Regions from separate parts of the Mus musculus genome. Here region 2 is linked to region 1. A link is a loop called in an ENCODE intact Hi-C map of the cell type or tissue named here. Cell type or tissue: heart. All regions are shown on one strand. Region 1 overlaps Satb1 (special AT-rich sequence binding protein 1). Region 2 overlaps Tbc1d5 (TBC1 domain family, member 5).

The links. Peaks named below come from ENCODE experiments on the same cell type or tissue, not always from the same donor. Only the 100,000 strongest peaks of a DNase experiment are listed, where the experiment ranks them.
Region 2: it touches region 1 in a loop (6-fold over the local background); 7 of 42 quality-filtered maps call a loop at or near these places.

The regions. Positions count from the first base shown.
Region 1 is chr17:51,780,288-51,785,287 of GRCm38, reverse strand. Satb1 (special AT-rich sequence binding protein 1) reads left to right here. Exons shown (of 11, transcript NM_009122.2): 7 at 2,222-2,676. Among named protein-coding and RNA genes, the nearest start is that of Satb1, 50 kb to the left of the region's middle. In heart, no CTCF peak of the experiment used is centred here; no DNase peak of the experiment used is centred here.
Region 2 is chr17:50,811,999-50,816,998 of GRCm38, reverse strand. It overlaps Tbc1d5 (TBC1 domain family, member 5), which reads left to right. Exons shown (of 22, transcript NM_028162.4): 16 at 3,158-3,243. Among named protein-coding and RNA genes, the nearest start is that of Gm41598, 24 kb to the right of the region's middle. In heart, a CTCF peak has its summit at 2,724 (motif pointing left); no DNase peak of the experiment used is centred here.

The sequences.
Region 1 (5,000 bases):
ATAATTAAATTCAATAAATGTTTGTGTTTAAATCAGCTACACCGACTCGGTTGTCAGACATGCAGGAAATCGAGGCGTGAGGAGAGCTGTCATTTCGTAACATCTCAGTGAAGACCTAACCAGGCCTTGAATAACTAATACCGGCTGTGACTTCTCACAGAGATAATCATGCTTAGGGACTTTTGCTTTTGTTTGCAAAAAAGAGGAAGAGCCCGTTTTCACAGCAGCTTTCAAACAATATTTAACTGCCTTTGACTCGCTAGAGACAGTTTGGTTCCACCATTGAGATGGAGTGGTTTTTATAGCTCCAGCTCCCGTAGGTAGGAGCTTGCTTGCCTTCCTACCTGGAATAGAACCAGCACTTTTCATTTCTGAACTTCCAATTCTAGTCTAGCACCCTCTCTGCACACACAGCATTAGGTCAACATTGTTAGGCAGCATCAAGATGAGCCGAGGTATAAAACGATGGGTCACAGTTGTGTGCTATGGCGGAGCATTTGGAGTCTGGCATGTTCTCTGTTGTGGATCTGTTAGAGCTCACAGGAGCACACACTATGGTTAAGGGTAATATACCTTCCTCTTTCATACACTTCTAGATACTACATCTTAAAATCAAACAGGAATGGGGTGCCTCATATACAAAGTGTTATGCCCTATTGTAAATCTTTATCACTGTTACATTCACTTAATAGTAGCAATAATAACTTTTCCTGAAGACTTAGAGATAAGAATTTTGAGCATGTTTTAGCTTTTAATATTTGAAGAAAAGCCATCCATCTACCAAAACGGATTCTTTGCCTTTTATAGCTTAGGGCCGTAATGAAGACAATACATCAATTTTTGGAATAATTGCTTGAATTACTGTTCCATGCGAATGGCCCACTTGGGCTGATGTCACTGGTAGAAACTAAGGGTTTCTTTCCATTCTTAGTTATATTTTGCATATAACATTGAGTATAGCAGTATGACCAGTTCCTCTGATTATAAAATCTGCATCTTTAATGAGAAGAGAAACGATGATTAAAAGCCAAATAGAGCTTATCTATGGAAAGTGTGGACATCTGAAAAGGTTTACCTATTTATATTACACTCTGGTCTCAGCCTCCCTCTAGTCTATTCTGTGTAGCAGCAAAAGCGTTTGACACACTTAGAGCTGACTCTCAGCCAATCCACACAAGTGTTCTAGCCAGGGGAGAAGCATTCATCCCGGGTAGGTGAGAATAAATTGCAGAATCGTGACAGTGCCACCATTGTACCAGAACAGCTCTTTGCCCTTCCTAAGCATCTGCGAGAGATGCTAAGAACCACAGCTTCTATGAAAAGCACTCAAGCTTCAGCCACACTGGGTGTGCTGGCTTGCTCTACTCGAGTATGTGTTTGCTTGGTCCCTACAAGTATTTGCTGATATCCTTAGTGCCTGTGATTGCCTTAAATGAGCAGGCCACCTATAATGCCAAGCACGGCAGCCAGCTCTTCCGCCCATCTCATTACACCCTATCAGATAGCCTGCTTCCTCCTTTTGTCTGGATTGCTAGAGTTAACATAATAAGGAAGAACTTGTAATTTTCTCACTAGTTTTTTTTTTTGTAATCATAGTTTATTTGCTTTTAGTTTAGCTCATGGTTTCTAGTTGCCATTCAGCAAGCAGTATATTTAAGGCCAGCTTAAAAGAAGCAACCATTGCTTTTGAGCCCTCTCTTGCTTAGAACTGAAAACCAGTAATAGTTTGACCCTAAAGCAAACATAAAAAAACAAAAAGTGTGTAGACAGTAGCTTTTATGCCTTAAATCAGTGGTTTTCAACCTTCCTAATGGTGAGACCCTTTAACACAGTTACTCAGGACATGGTGACCCCAACCATAAAATTATTCCTGTTGCTACTTCATAACTGTAAATTTACAGTGTTATGAATTCCAATGTAAGTATTTTTGGAGACAGAGGTTTGCCGGAGGAGTCTCGACCCACAGGTTGAGAACCGCTGCCTTAACTCTAAGCCACATTTCAAAACAAGATCTGGAAGGTTGTCCTGCACGCAGAGTGTGTTCAGTTGTCTGTTGAGAAAACCAGCCATGACCTTACTGTAAGTGAGACGCTGGACCTTGGCATCTTACCCTTCAGTATGCCCTTTGCCCGCTGTCTTCTTTATAGGTTTGTAAATTAGAAATGATCAGAAATTTTCTTCATCGCTGTCTGACCTTGTTTCTTCTTTTTGTCTACTTTAGTTGAGATGGATAGTCTGTCTGAACTATCCCAGCAAGGTGCCAACCACGTCAATTTTGGCCAGCAGCCTGTCCCAGGAAACACAGCTGAGCAGCCTCCATCCCCTGCGCAGCTCTCTCACGGCAGTCAGCCCTCTGTCCGGACCCCTCTTCCGAACCTGCACCCTGGGCTTGTGTCAACACCGATCAGTCCTCAGCTGGTCAACCAACAGCTGGTGATGGCTCAGTTGCTGAACCAGCAGTATGCAGTGAACAGACTCTTAGCCCAGCAGTCCTTAAACCAACAGTACTTGAACCACCCTCCCCCTGTCAGTAGGTCTATGAACAAGCCTTTGGAGCAGCAAGTTTCCACAAACACGGAGGTCTCTTCTGAAATCTACCAGTGGGTGCGGGATGAACTGAAACGAGCCGGAATCTCACAGGCAGTATTTGCACGCGTGGCTTTTAACCGAACTCAGGTCAGTTGTGTTCCTTGTTCTGCCTCTCTCTTCCCTCCCTTGCTTCGTTCCTGAACCCTGTCCATGCTGGTGTTTGTGTTTATTCCCTGGCTTAACTTCCCTTAACATGGGATCACGTTGCCTGTTGCTGTGGTGCCCAAATCCAGTCTGTTCTTTCCCTATGCCGCTCCACTTTCAGGGGCAGACGACTGGCATTGTCTGTCCTCATCCTGTAGAACAGTAAGCCCTACTGATGGATGGTAAAGACGTGTCTAGTGTCCGGTGTCCTTTTCCATGTTTCTGTTCGTATCAACTTAAATACAATAATGTGCTTTGTTGACGTTCTTCAACTTCTGTTTTGAAACTATACGGCTTGCTTACTAGTGACTCCCAGCATTTAGTTCTCTGCAGCCATTTCTTGGCTTGTCTTCCTTCACCCATGATTTATTCACGTTCTTCCATACCTCACTCCTTTGTTTTCCCCCATTTTTGTAGTAGAGTTATATGCATTGTACAAAGTGCGGTTTCTCACGGCATGTTGTGTGGATCGATCACACTCCTCACATCCTCTCCTGCTGGTGCCCCCTTTTTCCAGAGTCCCAGGATTTTTTTCTTTCTTTTCTTCCTTCTTTCTCCCTTTCTTCTTTCCTTCCTTTTTTATTAAATCTACATAGTAAATATTTGAAAGCCATAAACTCTCTTATCACACTGTAGACCTCTAAGCACTGGACAGTGGATGGGTGGGTGTGGCTTCGTGGTATTCCACTCCTATCTATCCTACAGACCTTGCCTGGTTGGCCTATAGGCATGAGGATGAATATTCAATTTAGATTTTTCCCAGAGGCCTACAAATGCCCCTCCCTGTTTATACCTTTTCTCTCCTGGGCCAAATTCCTGTGAGACATAATCTCTGTAAGAGTAGTATCTTTTATCTTTAGTGTTTATAATTTTGTATATGTTTAGATGCTAATAGAATGTAGATGGTGTTTATTTTTAGCCAAGCCACAGGACAATAAGAACATTTAACTTGGAGGACATAATGTCCTTTCAGTTTTCTTGTTCTTATTTTCTTTCTTTCGTTTTGTTTTTTGTTTGTTCTTTGCTTAACTCATTGTCATCTTTAAAGTTATTTTGCTTATTACACAATTATAAGAATAATTCTTGGTACAAAAATAATGCAGTATTAATTCCTTGTTAGCCGAGTTCCTGAACCTTGGTGAGTGCCAGCTGTGGCTCTTGTTTGGCTGGTCCCGACTGGCTCTAGGTTCCAAAGGCCTGGTGAGGCCTTCCCAGTCCTTCCTTCCTCCAGGTTCCCCCAGCTGCTTGTCTGTTCCTCATTGTTCTGATTTTAGAAGGATGGCTTTTATACCCGGTTATGGCTTAGGTTAAAACTTTGTATCATTTTTACCAAGACCCATGTTTTTACAGCTTTAAACCTGTATTTATTATTAGCTAGTAAGGTTAATATGACCCTTTAATTCCCTTGTGGGGAGGGCAATAATTCTAAAAAATCAGCGAATCAAAAGTCACTGTCTAGAAATTCTGATTTGCTGTAGCGTTCTTTATTTTGCAAATACAGTAATTACTACTAATGCTTAGTACTGGGGCCCAAACTGGGATTCTACAATAAAGTCAGATAATGTTTGTTGAATTCAATTAAAAGCCTTCAGACAAAGACAGCCTTGACACAGACACAGATTATAGATTTACTGATAAGCCCTTGAACAATTGAGCAAATACTTGTATACTGAAGCACAAAGGGTATGGCCCGTGTGTGTCTTGTAGGGGTGGGGTCAGCACAGTTTCTAGCTGTGACAGTGAAATGCTGACTGTCTTGGGTTCTTACATAGAACATTTGTGGCTTTCTGTAGGATTTATTATAGTAAGTGGCCTCTTTTCATATGAATTAGCACCTTTAAAAAGGTGGCTCTCTGTGGTTTATATGAAGAGCAGAGAGTTTATTCTTCTGAGCATTGACAACATGGTATAATTTCATCCAGATAACACTTTTTAAATGGGCAATTTTGAAAACAAAACAGAATTATTTGGAACCCTGGGCTTATCAATAAATAGGTTTAATTTTAAATCTTTATGTATTGATGATTGGTATTTTTCAGTGGAAAGAGCCTTGTTTGGATTTTTTTTTAATATGAATTGTTTCCTGTGGATATTTAAATGTTTATCGAGAGCCAGCTTTTGCACACACAAGCATGTATGTATCTTTCAGTGGTCATACTTAAAAAAAAAAAATCACACGCACGCGCCCACACGCAGCTGCATTTAGTTCAGTGATTATACATTCATATGAATGCATGTAGTGTGTTTATTTCAGAGTGTATGCATTT
Region 2 (5,000 bases), 970 kb after region 1:
ATTTTCCAAGACCATTCCCTCAGTGGGATTTATGTAACTATCTCTCCTAGTGAAGACCTGGAAAGGGAAGAAAGCTAGCTGTAACTGGTAGATGATTTTGTCTTTTAAATTGATTTTATAACTAAGCCGGTGTGGAAGTGGTTTTGGGATCTTGTGGAAATAACAAAAGCATGTTGGGAAGGCAGTAGCCACTGCATGGTTCAGGTTGACTTAATATACTTTGGTTTGAAGATAATTCTGTAGTCCGAACACTGGACTGTGAAAATGGCTTTAATGACATGCATAGTATTAGAGGTCTACCATGAGAAATTGCAGATCTCATGGGGTCTGGTCTTCCTCATATACAATTTTATGTTAGTAAAAGTCTAGTGCCTCATATTGTAGAGAAAAATTACACATCTTAAAGATTATAAAGAAGAACTATTATGTTTTTATACATTATATTTGAAAGAAATTCTTCAAAATAGGGAAAGTATCTCTTTAATTTTAAGTTAGAACTCTGCTCATTCCTACTTTATCCCACTGAGGAAAGGAATTTTTTTTTAATGTTGGAACATGGTCTTACACATGTGTGTGTATAAATTCATGCTTGATAATGATTGGGATCAATTACTTAGTTTTGATTCTGATTTTGGCGCATTTTGATGGGTATTGAAGTATTTATTGTGTGATAGCCCTTTTTTACATTACATGAAGACTTTTCCTGCTTCAATCTCCTCCCATGTTCTCTCCTTCCACTCTTTCAAATCTATGGCCTCAGTTCTCTACCTCAGTGGTTCTCAGGCTGTGGGGTGAGATCCTTTGGCGTCACATATCAGATATTGACATTGCTATTCCTAACAGTAGTAAAATACTATGGACCAAAATAAGATTTTGGTTGGGGGGGGGGGGGGAGTCACAACATGAGGAACTGTAATAAAGTGTTGAAACATTAGGAAGGTTATGAACCACTGCTTTAATTGGTGTGTGCAAGCACGTGTGTGTGTGTGTGTGTGTGTGTGTGTGTGTGTGTGTGTGTACATTTGTGTCTTAGATAAGTTTTACTTTTGTGACCCACATTATATTTTTCATGGTGCTTGTGCAGATCATATGTGTGCACATTTCTGTTTTAATGGTGCACTGTCTTAACAAGAGACTTTTCCTTTCACAGAACTGAACACTGAGTCCCTTTTTATTTTCTTGCTTTTTCAGTAGTTATTCAATATCAAATTCTTTTTGTTTTGGTTTGTATTTTTACTTTTTGTGTTGTTTCAGTACTGCAAGACTTTAACTATCTCCCTTTGATTCTAGCAGGTCTCTTAGGAATTTAAATAGGTCTCAGTGAAGGCAATATTGAGTCCATTCATGTGTTCAAGTCACATCATTGTTCCTAATAATGGCTTTAAGTGCCTAGATAGATCAGCACTTCATGTCTTGAATTGCTTGTCATTTCTTTGTAAAGATGTCTCAGGGACCATTCCCTGGGACTGCTCTTTTAATATTTTCTAACAAAAGTAGCATGATACTTTATTAGTTTGTTGAAAGTCAGAAAAGAAACCTCTTTTATATTTGCAAAAACAAAATGCTTTTCCAGGTTCAGAGAATAAAGAGCAGAATCAGTCATGAATCGTAGTTTTGTAGGAGGTAATTTTTAAAATAGATGATGAGCAGACTCTGACCTGGAATGTATTCTGCCAGTGGCTTTAACCTCTATTTTATTTTTCCAGTATACTTGGGTCTAGGTTGTCATCAGCTACCCTGAGAAACCTATATAATTCGGAGAGAGAGAAGTTGCAGTTAGACTTAACAGTATGTAGTCACGGAAGCAGCCGTTATCTTCATCAAGGCAATTCAGATTTGATTATTACAGATCTCTGTTGAATACCAAACCAATGGAATAGTAGCTGTAGTTAAATCAGGGGATTGTCATTTCTGTCAGATGATTAGGGCTGGCTTGGAAGAGATATGAACAGGCTGCGCTGTGTAAATACTCTCAGCAAAAAGAGAAAAGGTCTTTCATGGCCATTAAGATGCAGCTTATTAGCTTGATGAATTTCAAACTATTTAACCTTAATTATATTTCCTCTATACCCCACCCCAGCATGCAGGCATATCAGTACCTTGAGATGATATCTCCAAGGGTTGGTATCTAAGCATAGCCGTGTTTTTCTATTATGATAAAATTCAGCCATTCTGTTTCTAACTAGATCTTTCAGAGAACAGTGCATGCTCTGGTCTAAAGACCTAGTTGTTACCTAAATTAAGTGCCTACGTGGACATTAGAAAACATTCAGATGTTTATAAAACATTTTAGAGGGAATTATGTAATTTATTATGTTAGAGATTGTAATATACAATTAAATTATGGTGTAAATGTTATGATTTTATAAAGTGCAAGTATATTTAATTTGTAATAGTCTGTGAGGAGGTTAGCACATTAAATAATTAGTACAGTTTAAAGAATAGCTGTACACTTAAATGGACACACCCAGTTTAATGGTTTGAAGACATTCCTCCCATACTATAAATAATATTAAATGACAGACAGGGCAGAATTGACACTTTTATAGAAATGTGCATTGGCCCTTTTTCATTGGCCAGTTTGATGGCCATACTTCTAATATTTCCATTGGCTGACACATTTTTGGTACTTATTAAACTCATGAATAAGATTAGATGACATAGAAATTGTTAACTTTAAAACAATTCATTTTTGGCAATGGAGGACTCGGTGTGCCATCTAGTGGACATATTTAGATTTCTGGCCATCAAATATTTAGGATTGTTTTTACCTTCTCCACCTATTGTCCCTTGGCCTCTTTTGATTATTCATGCTTATGTTGCAAACCAAGTAATTATTCAGTTTTGCTGTAATTTTATCTCATTTTTGAAATATATATTTGAAAGTGACTGAAAGCACCAGAAACCAGCCTAGCGACACTGATGCATTCGCACAGCAGCATAGGTCACAATGGAGTATGCTTGATGTTTCTCAGTTTTCATCAGCCAAGAAAGAACCACTGGAACAAAAGTCAGGTCTGATAATCACTAGATGGCCACCTAGCCAGGTATGATGATTATTAGATGTCTGATATATGCTCCTTTAGCCAGGTATGATAATTACTAAATGTCTTATATATGGTCCTTTAGACACTGTTTTGTATTTCTTTTTCTTTAGAGAAATCCAAGGCCGGCGACTTACCAGTTCCACCCCAACTTAGACTACTACAAAGCACGGGGAGCCGACCTTATGAACAAAAGCCGGTGAGTCACTGTCCATCGGCAACAGTTGTGAATCACAAACAGTCATGAAGCCATGGGGAATTTGTACATCTTTCCTAAGGACTGTTTTCTAGACTTTAGACTTTTTTATATGTAATGAATCTTTGTTTGAAGTTCTTTAAGGTATCATAAGACAGTATTTTTATGACAGTGGTAATATGAGTTAATACAGCACTGTAGTAATCCACAATCCATATGTAGTATCCTCAGCACACTGACATAGATCAACCTCAGGACACAGCTGTGCCACTCCTGAGCATTGACCCACAGGGCTCCGGAACATCGTGTCACAGAGTCACTGGCCCATTCCCATTTGCTGGATAACTATTTGTCGTAGTTTTAGAGCTAACCTAACTGTCCAATAACATAGAAGTGGATAGAGAAGATGTAGTCTATATACACAATGAAACCGTTTTAATCCACAAAAGGCTGGGAAGGGAAAAAGAAGGCAGTATTGGCAGGATATGTTCAACATATAACATATACTTGCATGAAAATGTTCTTTTATAACAGTACCGTGTACAATGAATACATACTATGAAATTTTTAAATATATCAAAAGAATACATTTTGAAGTTACCAGCTTCATATTTCTAACACTAATAAACATGAATAGTTTCTACTTGATATAATCTCTTTCTGGATCTTTACTGTTGAATGAAAAGAGGCATTTCTATGATGTATTTTTAAATTATTTCAGTAACAAAATTAAAATTGCGTTTCCCAGTTGACTTTGAAACTACAAAATAAGCTTATAAATGCATCTTGTGTGTGCATCAGTGATTGCATACATAGAAATCTTAAGGGTCACTGTAGGAATAAAAAACCATTAAAATCGTACTTTTAAAAGAAATTAACATTGGCATAAAGGGTTGATGAACAGTTTTGTTCTTTCATAATACTGTACTTAGATGTCTCAAGAGTTAACTTGTCAAACCAAAACCATTTCAAATTAGAATGCAATTTCAAAGTTTACTCTAGAAAACAATGTTAGCAATGATAGATAAATGCTGCCAAGTTAACCAAATTTTTTTCTTAAACATTTTCCTGTATGTTAGCTTTTCTTGTGAATTCCAGCAGCCTAAATATACATTTCTGGAGTGCAGACCTACAGTATGGTCTGCATTGAACTGACTGCTGCTTAGGGGCTGGTGGCTCCAGTGCTGTGCAGGAGTGCGGCGAGGAGGCAGACTTTTACCTTCAACCTGAACCCTGGGTTACAGCAGTGAGACACTACAGGACTGCTACAAAAGCGCCCGCCTTGATGGAAGCGTTTGTCTCTTACTTAATGTAATCATGAGATCAGCTCCGTGGCCCGTGAGACTGCCTGGAGCTCCATTCTATTTGTTCATTTCATCTGAGTCTTATTTCACAACTAGTAACTAGTTCGTTTACTTCAACAAATTTTATTGACTGTTGGATTTTGATTATTTCAGGCACCAAAGGTACCCATGTAACAACCACACTCAGATCCTTACTGTCAGGAATCCTGCCTACCCTTTGTTTTTGTATGCTTAGATGCTTAGTTGTTGTATGTTTAAAAGAAAAGGGAATATTAGGTTCACTTAGTATATAAGGTCTCTTGTTTCTTTTACTTTTTTTTTTTTAATTAAAGGTCATTTTATTCTTTCTTCTTTTTTTAATTTTTTTTTTGGGGGGGTTTTTCGAGACAGGGTTTCTCTGTGTAGCCCTGTCTGTCCTGGAACTCACTCTGCAGACCAGGCTGGCCTCAAACTCAG